Linked DNA regions of Mus musculus: region 1 is linked to region 2. The links are chromatin loops, found by intact Hi-C in ENCODE. Cell type or tissue: heart. All regions are shown on one strand. Links, peaks and the distances in the headings refer to the core of each region. The heading gives the core; the rest is flanking DNA.

Evidence for each region. Peaks named below come from ENCODE experiments on the same cell type or tissue, not always from the same donor. Only the 100,000 strongest peaks of a DNase experiment are listed, where the experiment ranks them.
Region 1: it touches region 2 in a loop (2.0-fold over the local background); 6 of 42 quality-filtered maps call a loop at or near these places.

Annotation. Positions count from the first base shown.
Region 1 is chr15:5,240,809-5,243,308 of GRCm38, forward strand. Ptger4 (prostaglandin E receptor 4 (subtype EP4)) reads right to left here. Exons shown (of 3, transcript NM_008965.2): 2 at 1,453-2,387. Among named protein-coding and RNA genes, the nearest start is that of Ptger4, 2.1 kb to the right of the region's middle. In heart, for the core only: a CTCF peak has its summit at 1,032; DNase peaks (open chromatin) are centred at 1,103 and 1,603; H3K4me3 peaks cover 1,602 bases; H3K27ac peaks cover 759 bases; H3K27me3 peaks cover 1,365 bases.
Region 2 is chr15:5,520,584-5,529,179 of GRCm38, forward strand. The region is part of intron 1 of 5430437J10Rik (RIKEN cDNA 5430437J10 gene); the gene reads left to right. Among named protein-coding and RNA genes, the nearest start is that of 5430437J10Rik, 29 kb to the left of the region's middle. In heart, for the core only: no CTCF peak of the experiment used is centred there; no DNase peak of the experiment used is centred there.

The DNA of each region.
Region 1 (2,500 bases), core at 1-2,500, 280 kb before region 2:
TATGCGGTTCGAGTGTAACTTAACCCTGTAAATTGCATTAGGTTCTGAGATGGCTTAAAGGCCCTTCTGGCCAGTCATATTTACGTCTGTTTACACACATTGGCAAGGAGCTACTGTATGCTGGCTCTCAGACACCGCTAAGTTTTCTTCCATTTACAGTCACTTTTGTAAGAGATAGAAATATGTCTAAATCAGAGATAGCTGGTAGTATTCATAAGAGATAGAAAAGAGTAGTAGCCCATTACATGTACTTCTACTTGCTCCCAGTGGACATAGATGGTAATCTTTTTTTGAATAGGTAGTTTAGAATTTCTGGGAAAGCAGTCTTTTGAGAGATAGAGCTCAAAACAAGATAAATTCTAGATGAAGAATTCTGCTGGACCAATGATTTGTTTCTGGTGCGTTCTGTCAGTGTCACATGTAAAAGCAGAGATCGGAAGAGGCATTTGCTCCTTTCTGCTTGCAATATTTTCGACATTGCTGATGGCAGCTTTAAAGACTCTGGTCCTCAGAGATGAAGCACATGAAGACACTGACAGATGTTCCACAAAGGAGCAAATTAGAAGTGTTCTAGCGAGAGACTAATACTACAGTGGTGAGGGCTAGAGTCTCCCTCAAGGAGAAACTGCATTGCTCCTGCTCGTTAAAAATTAAAGGGCAGTGCACACCAACTAGTCCGTCATGCTTTCTTAGCTTGCAAAAAGAATAAGGAACTTGAATTTGAACCATACCCAGTTCAGGAGTCTGTTCAAGGTTTTGGGTGGTAGGCGGTGGAGGGGCTAAGGGAGGCTTGGGGGAGGGCAGGGAGCAGTGTGACTATGTCTGCAAGATTATTCTAAGCAAGGCCCTCTTACTCCTCTGTGAAGCGAGTCCTTAGGCTTTTAAGTGGAAAAGCAACTCAACTATTCTAACTTTAAAATTCTGCATAATTTAGAAAAAAGTCAAGGCCTGAAGAAATCAAAAAGGCTGAACCCGCACTCTCTCTCTCCCAAGGAAATGAATTCAACAGAGCTTATCGCCCTGGGTTTGCAGACTCTGGGCCACAGAGTGGAGCGCTAGAGTAAGTAACGCAAGTGAGTTGTCCCCTCCCCCCATCTAACTGATCCCGCCTGAAGGTTCAGGGAAGATGCAAAGCAAAACAGGGCAATAAGGGGAACCTGGCAGGGGAGGGGGCACAGGGGGTTGTCCAGGGGACCTCAGAACTTTTGCTTTCGGGGAAAGAACCTCAGGGGACCTGGGGGCGGGGAATCACCTCCTGAGTCTCTTTAAGGTCAGGACTTAGAAGGAAAACCTGGGTTTGCTCAGAGAAGCCTTGAAGTGGTCCCAGCTCAGAACTGGAGAAAACTCTGCCCACCTCCCCCCCCCCCAAAGGAATCAGGGAAAAGGAGGGGAGCGTGGAGGCGGATGGATGCAGGAGAGAGGCCCAGTGGGTCTCAGGCCCCAAACACTTACCACGAGCGGAATGGAGCAGATGAGCACCACCAGAGAGGTGGCGATGAGTAAGATGACCATCTGGATCTCCGCACCCGCGATGCGCCGGAAACTCCTGCGGCGGCGAAAGTCGCTGAGGCGCTGCAGGGCTGGGGAGGCCCCAGCGTGGCCCCGACAGGCCACCGAAGCTACCGCGGCGGCGGCAGCCGCATGGTGCTGCTCCGTGCCCAACGAGGTGCGGCGCATGAACTGGCGGTGCATGCGGAGCAGCGCGCCGCACACCAGCACGTTGCAGAGCACGGTGGCAAGGATGAGGAAGGAGCTGAAGCCGGCGTACATGTAAGAGAAGGCGGCGTAGGCCGTTACGTTGGTGGTCCAGTCGATGAAGCACCAGGTGCCCGGGTACTGCCGCTCGGATCTGCCCAGGCCCATGTTGGGCAGCGCGCAGAACAGCACGTTAGATGCATAGATGGCGAAGAGTGTGAGGCCGGCCAGCCGCTTGTCCACGTAGTGGCTGTAGAAGTAGGCGTGGTTGATGGCCAGGTAGCGCTCGATGCTCATGGCACAGATGATGCTGAGACCCGACAGACCGAAGAAAAGTAGGATGAAGGTGCTATAGTCACACAGTGCCTGGTCTCCGGGCCACTGGCCCTTCATGTATGTGGCGATGGTCACCGGGCTTACCAACAAGGTGCCCAGAAGGTCAGTGACAGCCAGCCCACATACTAGAGTGTAAAAGGTCGTCTCTTTCTGCTCCTTGCGCGACTTGCACAATACTACGATGGCCACCAGGTTGCCCACCACCCCGAAGATGAACATCACTGCGGGAATGGTCACCGGGCTGTTCAGCCTCTCCGGAGTGGAGGAGAAGGACGCGTTGACTCCGGGGATGGACATGATGGTGGTGGTTAGTAACACACAGCGTTGGAGCTCACGGTTCGATCTAGGAATGGTACCTAGAGAGAAAGAGAAACGAGCCATTTACCACTTGCAAGGTGTTCGACCCATGGCCAAAATGCTGTGTCGCAGAGATAAGGAGAGCACCCAGATCCAACTTCCTCATCGGTAG
Region 2 (8,596 bases), core at 2,857-5,356:
TTGGGTATCTTTCTTCTGACAACACCATAGGTTGGCTAACCTGGGGCAAGTTTTTCTGGGCATAGCCTGGGTGGATGCTTGAGTCAATTCCAACCTTCCTACGTCTAGCCTCCTAGATCCTTTCTGTAGCATAAGAAATCACAACATTTTGGCCTCAGAAACTTGATGTCCAAATTAGTCCTGGTGGCAAAGATTGGTAATCTCTCTGAAGATGGTGAGGCAGGAGGAATTTAGTAGATTCTGTATTAAAATTTAAAAGGTTAAAAAAAAGATCTGGGTATATGGCCTGTGGAAAACCACCCATTTTATGATGTAGTCCATAAAGAATTCTTTGTTCTAAGAAGGAATTGTACCAAACCCTCTCAATTCCATTCAAATAGAAAAACGACGTTTTTCATACTTTACAATGTCTGTTGAGCATCCTTTGTGCATGCATGTTTTCAGTCCTCACTGACGGGCCTTCTGTATTTGCTTTTTCTCTAAGACACAGAGTTGTGGAGATCAGTGGCCTCTGTGCCTGTTCTTAGACTCCCCACCTTCTAGTTGCTTCTAGTGGCTTCTGACCCAACAGAATTAACATTAATATTAGTTTCTGGCATCAGTGTTTTCCCCCTGTACTATCTTAGGTTGCATAGTTCTGTATAAGTCATTAAGTCAAGTGTTCATTGGCGACTTGAAATGGCAAGCTCTAAAACTTGTTGCCTCTGATTGATAAAACAGTCTTGATGGCTTTAAGCACACTGAGTAAGCTGTCTCCAAAATCTTTGTAGAAGCTTTGTAGAAATGCTTCTCAGGTGTTCCCCAGTCCCAGGCCTCTGAAATACTAAGTTCTTGATATGAACTTTCTCTTGGGGACACTAGAACATGTGGATTATAAACTTAAGTTAAAATTTTCATGTACACTGAGGAATTTACATTTCTATCTTCGTACTAGTGTACTTAAAGAAATCCTGAAGCTGTTTCTATGTTTAGACTTGGGCATTAGGTTGTTTTTTGTTTTTTGTTTTTTGTTTTTGTTTTCTCTGGCATGGTAGAAGTATATTCTCTTCTCCTCAAATGGATGCTCCTCTGGTCATATGATTTCCAACACTATGGGATTCATACCTGCTTTAATTAGGTTGAAAGTTTGACCATTGCCCACTTTCAAACACCTTGAGGTATTTTCTTTTCTTTAAAGTTTCTAAACCAGGATTTCCTTCTACTAAAAATCCTCTTTCCCAATTCTTTAACCATTTCTATACCAGACACCATAAAACCTCTACATATCTCTGTAAGAGAGAGTGTGAAAGTAAAACCTCCAACAGCTTTATAACGCAGGGACAAGGCAAAAATGTGAGCTGCTTTCTCTGGTTCTATTGCTCACTGATCTACGGAAGTATTCTCCTGTGTCTAGCCATTCCTCAGTCCCCAAGCTTGCAACAGAATTTTCATTGAGGCTTTCCCAGCTGCTGAAATGCTATAGAATTTGATTTTAGGTTTCAGATGCTTTGGCATCTCTAAGAAAGTATATTAAGTAACGAATTATTGTCAGAAAAATACTATTGTCAGTTCTTAAAATATGAATTATTCTCATCAGATCCTAAACTAAATTGCTCTCTTAAAAATCAAAATGAAACAAAACCAAAGAAACAACCTGTCTTATTAAAGAAAGTCACAGCTGTGGGATCTGGTCTGTTCTTTTGTAAACAATGATCTTTTACCATTTTCTTAACTATTCTTTTCTCCAGAATAAGAACCCTGGGCTATAAATGTGTAATCATGCACATTATAAATGCAAACCACATACCTATACCCTCAATAACATAAGTTGAAAAGGCACATAAATTTTTCATCACCTTCATTAAAGATGGTGAAGTGTCTACTGAGCATATTATTATAAGCAGTCAGATTTGGTAGAGAATCAAAGAATTATATAAATATAAGAACTCAGTGGTCTTCAATTTGGGCTTTGTAGCTAGAAACACTATATTTAACGAGGTAAATAGGTGTACAAATAATGCCTTGAGAACATCAAGTATCAGGAAGAGACTTTTCATGCTCTGGCATTCACAGTATACCTGTGGAGGTGGGTGTCATGGTAGAGGTGAAGTCATGAAGTCATGGTAGAGAAAAGGTAATCAGAGCTTCTCTGCCTTACAGTGATTTTAGGATATAGCAATGGTGGTAGAAAATACTGAGCGATGGGGGAAGAAAGAAGGTGGGTGGATGATAGATGAATGACTGAGACCACCTCTTTCCTGAGAAGCAAGAGAGAGAAGATGGACAATATAGATGGAGGAAACGCAGCTGAAAAAACTAAGAGCTCTGCCCTTGGTCATGACTTTTGTAACCCAGGCAACTCACTTGCTGCTTTGAATATTAATTTTATTTTTACATTCATAAAACAAGGGTTGTTTTACTCTTCAAAACAGAGGCAGCTAAGATGAAAGTTTATCGGGAAAAGATGAGCCAAATAGTTTAGTGTATGAGGCTGAAAGGCTATGGAGTGCTTCTAACTCTGAAATAAAACTATCAAAATGCCATTATCTTTGGACTATGTTAGTTTGAATCATGATTAGAAGGAAGCTTTAGTCAAAAGCTGTAATTGTAGAAGAAAGGCAGTGAAGTGGAATCCAGAGAACTGGGTAAGATAAACAGCAGCAGGGGCAGAGGGAAATAGATGAAGACTATCAATGCAGCAAGAGAACATGAAGTGTCAATTTATGCTTAGATAACTTCTGAGTATTCTTATGGTTTAGTGAGTGCCAAAAACTACAGCTTATGAGCTATACAATATCATTTGATAATATCAATAATGCTTTTATGGTATCCTTTGAGGTTGCACAAGAATTTGTATATGCTAAGTATCAGTGATAATGGTCCTTGAAAGCTCTGTAAAATCATTCTCTATTTCCTCCTGGGAAAATTAGAATCCAATGGTAGAGTCTTGAAGAAAATAGACAGTAGTGGTTACTGCAGTAGTACAGTGAAATAGGAAAGACTCATGACGGTTGACAGTCTTAGAGGGTGAGGAGACATTTGAAAACACACCTGGAGGAAATGTGGTGTGGAAGGAATCTTGTTTTGTTTTTGTTTTTGTTTTTTGTTTTGTTTTGTTTTGTTTTTTTGAGACAGGGTTTCTCTCCATAGCCCTGGCTGTCCTGGAACTCACTCTGTAGACCAGGCTGGCCTCAAACTCAGAAATCTGCCTGCCTCTGCCTCCTGAGTCCTGGGATTAAAGGCATGTGCCACCACTGCCTGGCCAAGGTGTGGAAGGAATCTTGCCAGAGAGACATGTATGTGTTATGGCTGTAAGTCAGTGAGAACCTCAAAACAGCACAGTACATTCAGGGCTCTCAGTTCTGTTCTCATATTATAGGGAAGTGCACTCATGATCTTGACCATAGGAATGCCATAGCTACATTAACAATTCTCACCTTTAGGACACATAAAAGAATCTACTCCATTCCTCATACCTACTCTCTTTAAGGCATACATATTTTTAAATTGAGTATGTTTTTATTCCATTATAAATGCTATTTATCAAGGCCAGGAATATATATAACTTTCCCGGAAACTGTCTTTAAGAACTCAAAAATTTGGAATCTCAAGAAGGGATACAAATGTGAAGCAAAGTCATGTTCCCTATGGAGAAGGGCATATTAATGAATACATACACCATTGACATAAGACCCTCTGCCTGGAAAAAGCAGTTCTGGTTTAGTTTGAGTTGATGCTTTATGTCCTCCCCGTGGATGACTTCAGACCATGTTTGTAGATGGTCCTCTGTGATGCTAATAACTTCCTTCTTTTTTCTTCTGGATTGTTAACATAGATACCAGAGTGTTGGCTATCTCTGTAAAGATAACTGAAGAGGAAACTTAAGAGATTTTTAAAAAGTCATTTGGATGGTGTTCTGCTGGGGCAGATAAGTGAAGGAATGTTTAGCTGAAGTGGACACAGGTGAAAGACTAAGGCAGACTTATGAAGGAACATTTAGCCGAGGCAGACACAGGATATTCTGCCAAAGCCACCTTGAAAAAGGACACATGATGAAGGATTCTTTGCTAACAACATGCATGTGTTGGTCTGCCTTACGCTGCATAGATGCTGCATTTGTTGGGACTCCATAGAGAGAAACACCCCAAAAAAAAAAAAAAAAAAAAAAAACAAAACAAAACCCTTCTGGTGGTGTGCTGCAGTTTCTTGCCACTTCCACAGACTCAGGCTGATTGGATGCATGTGTTGAAGGTTGAAGGAAGAGCCATGGAAGACACATGATGTATAGAGAGTATAAATAGGACTTAATGGATAGTGAAGGAGGCTGAAGTTGGCTTACTTATAGAGCTAGCTATGCAAACCTTGTGGGTCTCGAGTCTTTGCTGATCTTTGCTTCCCTGAGAAAAGTACAACCTAGAACACCTGGCCTTCAACCTGGTCCCTCCTGCTGACTCGAGTTGAAGCTGAGGCCTGGCTGTCTCTGCTAGGTTGTGTCAGTGCTGCTGATTCCTGATTGCTATTCCAACTCTACTGAACTGGATTGCTGGTGCATCCATGAAGAGTTTGCGATTGAAATGAGCTGGTACCGCTGCTGGCCTGTGAACGGAACTGCCAATTTCCAGACACTACAGATGGTAGTTACTCCAAAGAACCTTTCTAAACAGGTGCACTTCCCCATATCCTTTTTTTTCCTACTACCTTTGGTGGGTGGTGTGCTACAAAGGGGGTTAAAATGTTTAAGAACTATTGTTAAAAACAGATTTTGAAAAAACTAAAGTTACAGATAAGATGAAAAGTAAGTATAATGCCTAGGAGGAATAAAAGTTAGTGAATATCCCACTTCTTCTGTTCATATAGCTGACAAAGATGTCTGATAAGTTGCGAGATGATTAAGTAAATTTCAGTTTAATCATTCTATGAAACAATATGAATTTTTAATAAAAGCATGAGATTACGTTACAACTAGTGATAGAGAATTTTATAATGCAAGAGGGAGAGAATAGCAGATTAAAACTCATGCATATTATATTCCATATCTACTGATTTTCCTTTGCTTCCTGGAACATGTATACTGAAAACATACAAACTGTTAATGTTTAGGAAGGAAATGGACCAGAAAACAGTTTTTAAGGGACTTGGCTCTATATTCCTGTTGTTGTTGTTGTTTTATACTGGCAAATTACTTTTAAAGTAACAATATACTGGGAAATGAGTATCTGAAGCATTCATCACTATTTTCATTTTTTCCCAATTAAGTTCAATTCTCAATATTGGCATCTTGGGAGTATATTGTGATTTTTAGCTTCATAATCTGTTCTACCTGCCATGCACCAGTGTAAAAGTGTGTTGTGGCCAAATGTTAGCAACTAAGTTATCTAAAGCATAATTAACCAGAGATTTCATGTGGGCGCCAGTTTGTAAAAATGCATGCTTGACTTTTTTTTTTTTTTTTTTTTTAGATGAGAATGACCATATGGACAGAAAATATATTTCAAATGTTTATCAGTTTTCCTAAAGCCACAATTACAAGGGCAAACAGGAAATTAAAATAAGCCCTATATGTTTACTTGAACCTCTCATATTTTAAAAATGTATTCGCTCAGGAAATTAAATGATATTGAAAGAAAATTATTTGTAATCTCTCAAGTGTTTGAGAGAGAATATGGCATTGGCTTAGAAGACATTGAAAGAGATGCTACTGGCAGGAGGATTGAACAGATTTTCAAATAATGCAGAGAAAAACTTATAACCAGGAAGAGCCAGCCCATTATTGCTTATGCCCTTTGTCTTCTGTTTTGTTTTGAATGTGAGTGGACTGGAGAGGTTTCTATCATTTACTCACAGTGACTCTAACAACACGGTGAGAAAGATGAACACTTGGAAAGAAACTGGGATCTGCCTTAGCTGCGTGATGATGAGCGAAGTGAGCCAAGCTTCACCTCTCTGAGAACGAATGCTGGCCATATTAACTATGGTTTGCTCCTAGGAAATGTTCATTTGTATAGACCTCTCTCTCTCTCTCTCTCTCTCTCTCTCTCTTTCTCTCTCTCTCTCTCTCTCTCTCTCTCTCTCTCTCTCTCTCTCTCACACACACACACACACACACACACACACACACATAAGTAGTTTCCAGCATCCTTAGAGCTAAAATGGGAAAGTCAGTTGAGGTGTGAAGAAGAAACATGATGGATTCATACAGCATCAAGTGCTCCTTCAGCCTTGGGCAAGGGAGGTCTGAAGAGAAGAACAACCATTGCTAAACATAGTTTTGCAATGCTGTCCAAAGATAATTGAGAAGGAACCAGTGAGTGATGTTTTAAATTATATGTTCTAAATATCTATCATTCTCATTAAAATAATTTGTCTTGTATCTTTAGGCCACTTTGGTCTAGAGTTCTAATCTGAACAGATTAATCTTGTTAATTAAAAAAGCCATCATGAGGTCAAGAATGATGTTTCTATTTTTTTTATTACTGTTTTGCTTGTACTTGAATTATCCTTAGCATTGTAATCTAAAGATTTAATTTTACACACTAAATATATTATCTCCTCTGTGGATTCATGACTAGTTTATTGCCAGGTGCTGGTCTTTGTAGTGGAAGGCCAAATTAATCATTACTAGTGGGGTCCTCTGTGTCAGGAAGTATTCACCACTCTTGGAACTATATTCAGGATAATTTTCCTCACTTGTTGCTCCTCTTTACCCTTATCCTGGCAGCACTCGGTCGTGTCCTAAGACTTCACTTTCTTCCAGTTTCCTGTTGGGTGATGTAGGAGTTGAGATTTCAATTATGGACTCTTTCATATAGACAACTAATGAATATCTGGAATGATAAATGTCTGAGAGCTGAAGATGGTGAAGACATCACACTTGTAGATATAAATGTTACTGGTTTAGGGGATGGGATATGTGTGGAGAGTTTCACAAGACCATTTGGCAAATATCAATAAATACTATGCCAAATTCAGTATCTGAATACATTTAAGAAGGAAATTAGGAAGGATGACAATGAACTTGATCAATGTTGTATAAAGTGCACTCTGTTTTCAGTGCATTTAATAGCCACTTGTAGCACATCCATCACAGTTAAGCGGACAGTGACCTGCTTTTGGCCAAGTTGATTTAATACTTATCTGTGGTAGCCATTTCTAAAGCCACACAAAATCCCTGTAGTGGTTTCTTATGAACTTCCCACTATTACAGATGTGGAAATTGAGGATAGTAACGCTATTTCTGTTATGATCACTCACAGCACCATTGTGTCCGAATCTATCCAAGAGTTTGTTTTCTAAGTAGTCACCCTAAAAGAGAAAATTTTATTTTTGTAGCTAAATAAGGTCAGCTTCATTGCTCATTATTTCTTTACTTTTCTAAAGCTAGGCAGATAGTAATATCCACTAGTTTGCTTCTTAGAGGCTGAAATGACTTTTTATTTTTCATATTATTTGACACTTTGATACATCCTATTAAATCAGTTTCATCTGTCTGTGTTGTCCTTGCTGGATATTATCTGTTGGGTAAGAAATAGGGTGAAAATATATGTGCCTTATTTCTGCATTACTCTCACAGCTGGGTAGCAGAGACTTGCCTGTGCTGATGTAAGTGGATGTATCCATGTACATCAGACTCAGACTCCACTCATTCACTCATCCCACCTCCTTACCATTGGTGCTAGCCAGGTTCTTGCTTTTCTGCACTTGTGCATTTTCTGGTTATCTAGGATGGAACTACTGCTTGTGTCTTCTTGTCAACCCCTGAGACTTAGATTGAGTCTTTAGAATAACATTTACACATTCAGTTTATTCGTTCTTCTAAATCATCCCTATATAATTGGACATTTAGCCTTAGTCTAGCCTTGAGGGATTTATGGTATATAACTCAGATAAACATGAGTGCTTTTATTTTCATTCTTGCATCCACCTGTTGTTTATAAAACAATGTTTGTTGAGGCATTCTTTTCTCCATTTTAAGCTGGGTAATATATAAAAATACCACTGGTCTTTGAATTCCTGTTGTTTCAAAGTCTACTTGGCAGACACTCAATAAATACTTGTTGGATAAATAAGTAAACAAGCTCAGGATGGGTAAAGAGTTTAGATTCTAGAGGTTGAGATATTCAGAACCACCCACCAATCAGATATCCCCATTGTTCTGAGTTTCGCTCTATTATGAAGGTCTACTATGGCGCTACATCCCTTTTACTGTTTTATGGCGTTGATTTGCATGGGCTTGTACTGCGTATAGTAGAGCCTGTGTGGTTTGGCAAATAGGAGAGATTTTAATTTGCTTTGAGTTATTCAAACATGTTTCCATAACAACTGTGTTATTTGCTTCCTTGGTTTATTTTTAGTAATTTTTTTTGAGGCTTAATCACAGACCAGACTGTTACATGTTGCATTCTTGACTATGTATTCACCCCTACCCACGCCCCCCCCCCTTTTTTTTCTTTTCGTCCGCCTGTCATCTGGTCATTTGCTTGTGCAGGTAGATGGGCCAAATTTATAATTACCTACAGATGAATATTTAGACCAATTTTTAGAATGTGTCTATGAGCTGTTACTATTGATACTAAAATAATTCCTTGGCTTTTATTGTTTGTGAGACCTTTGAGCATTA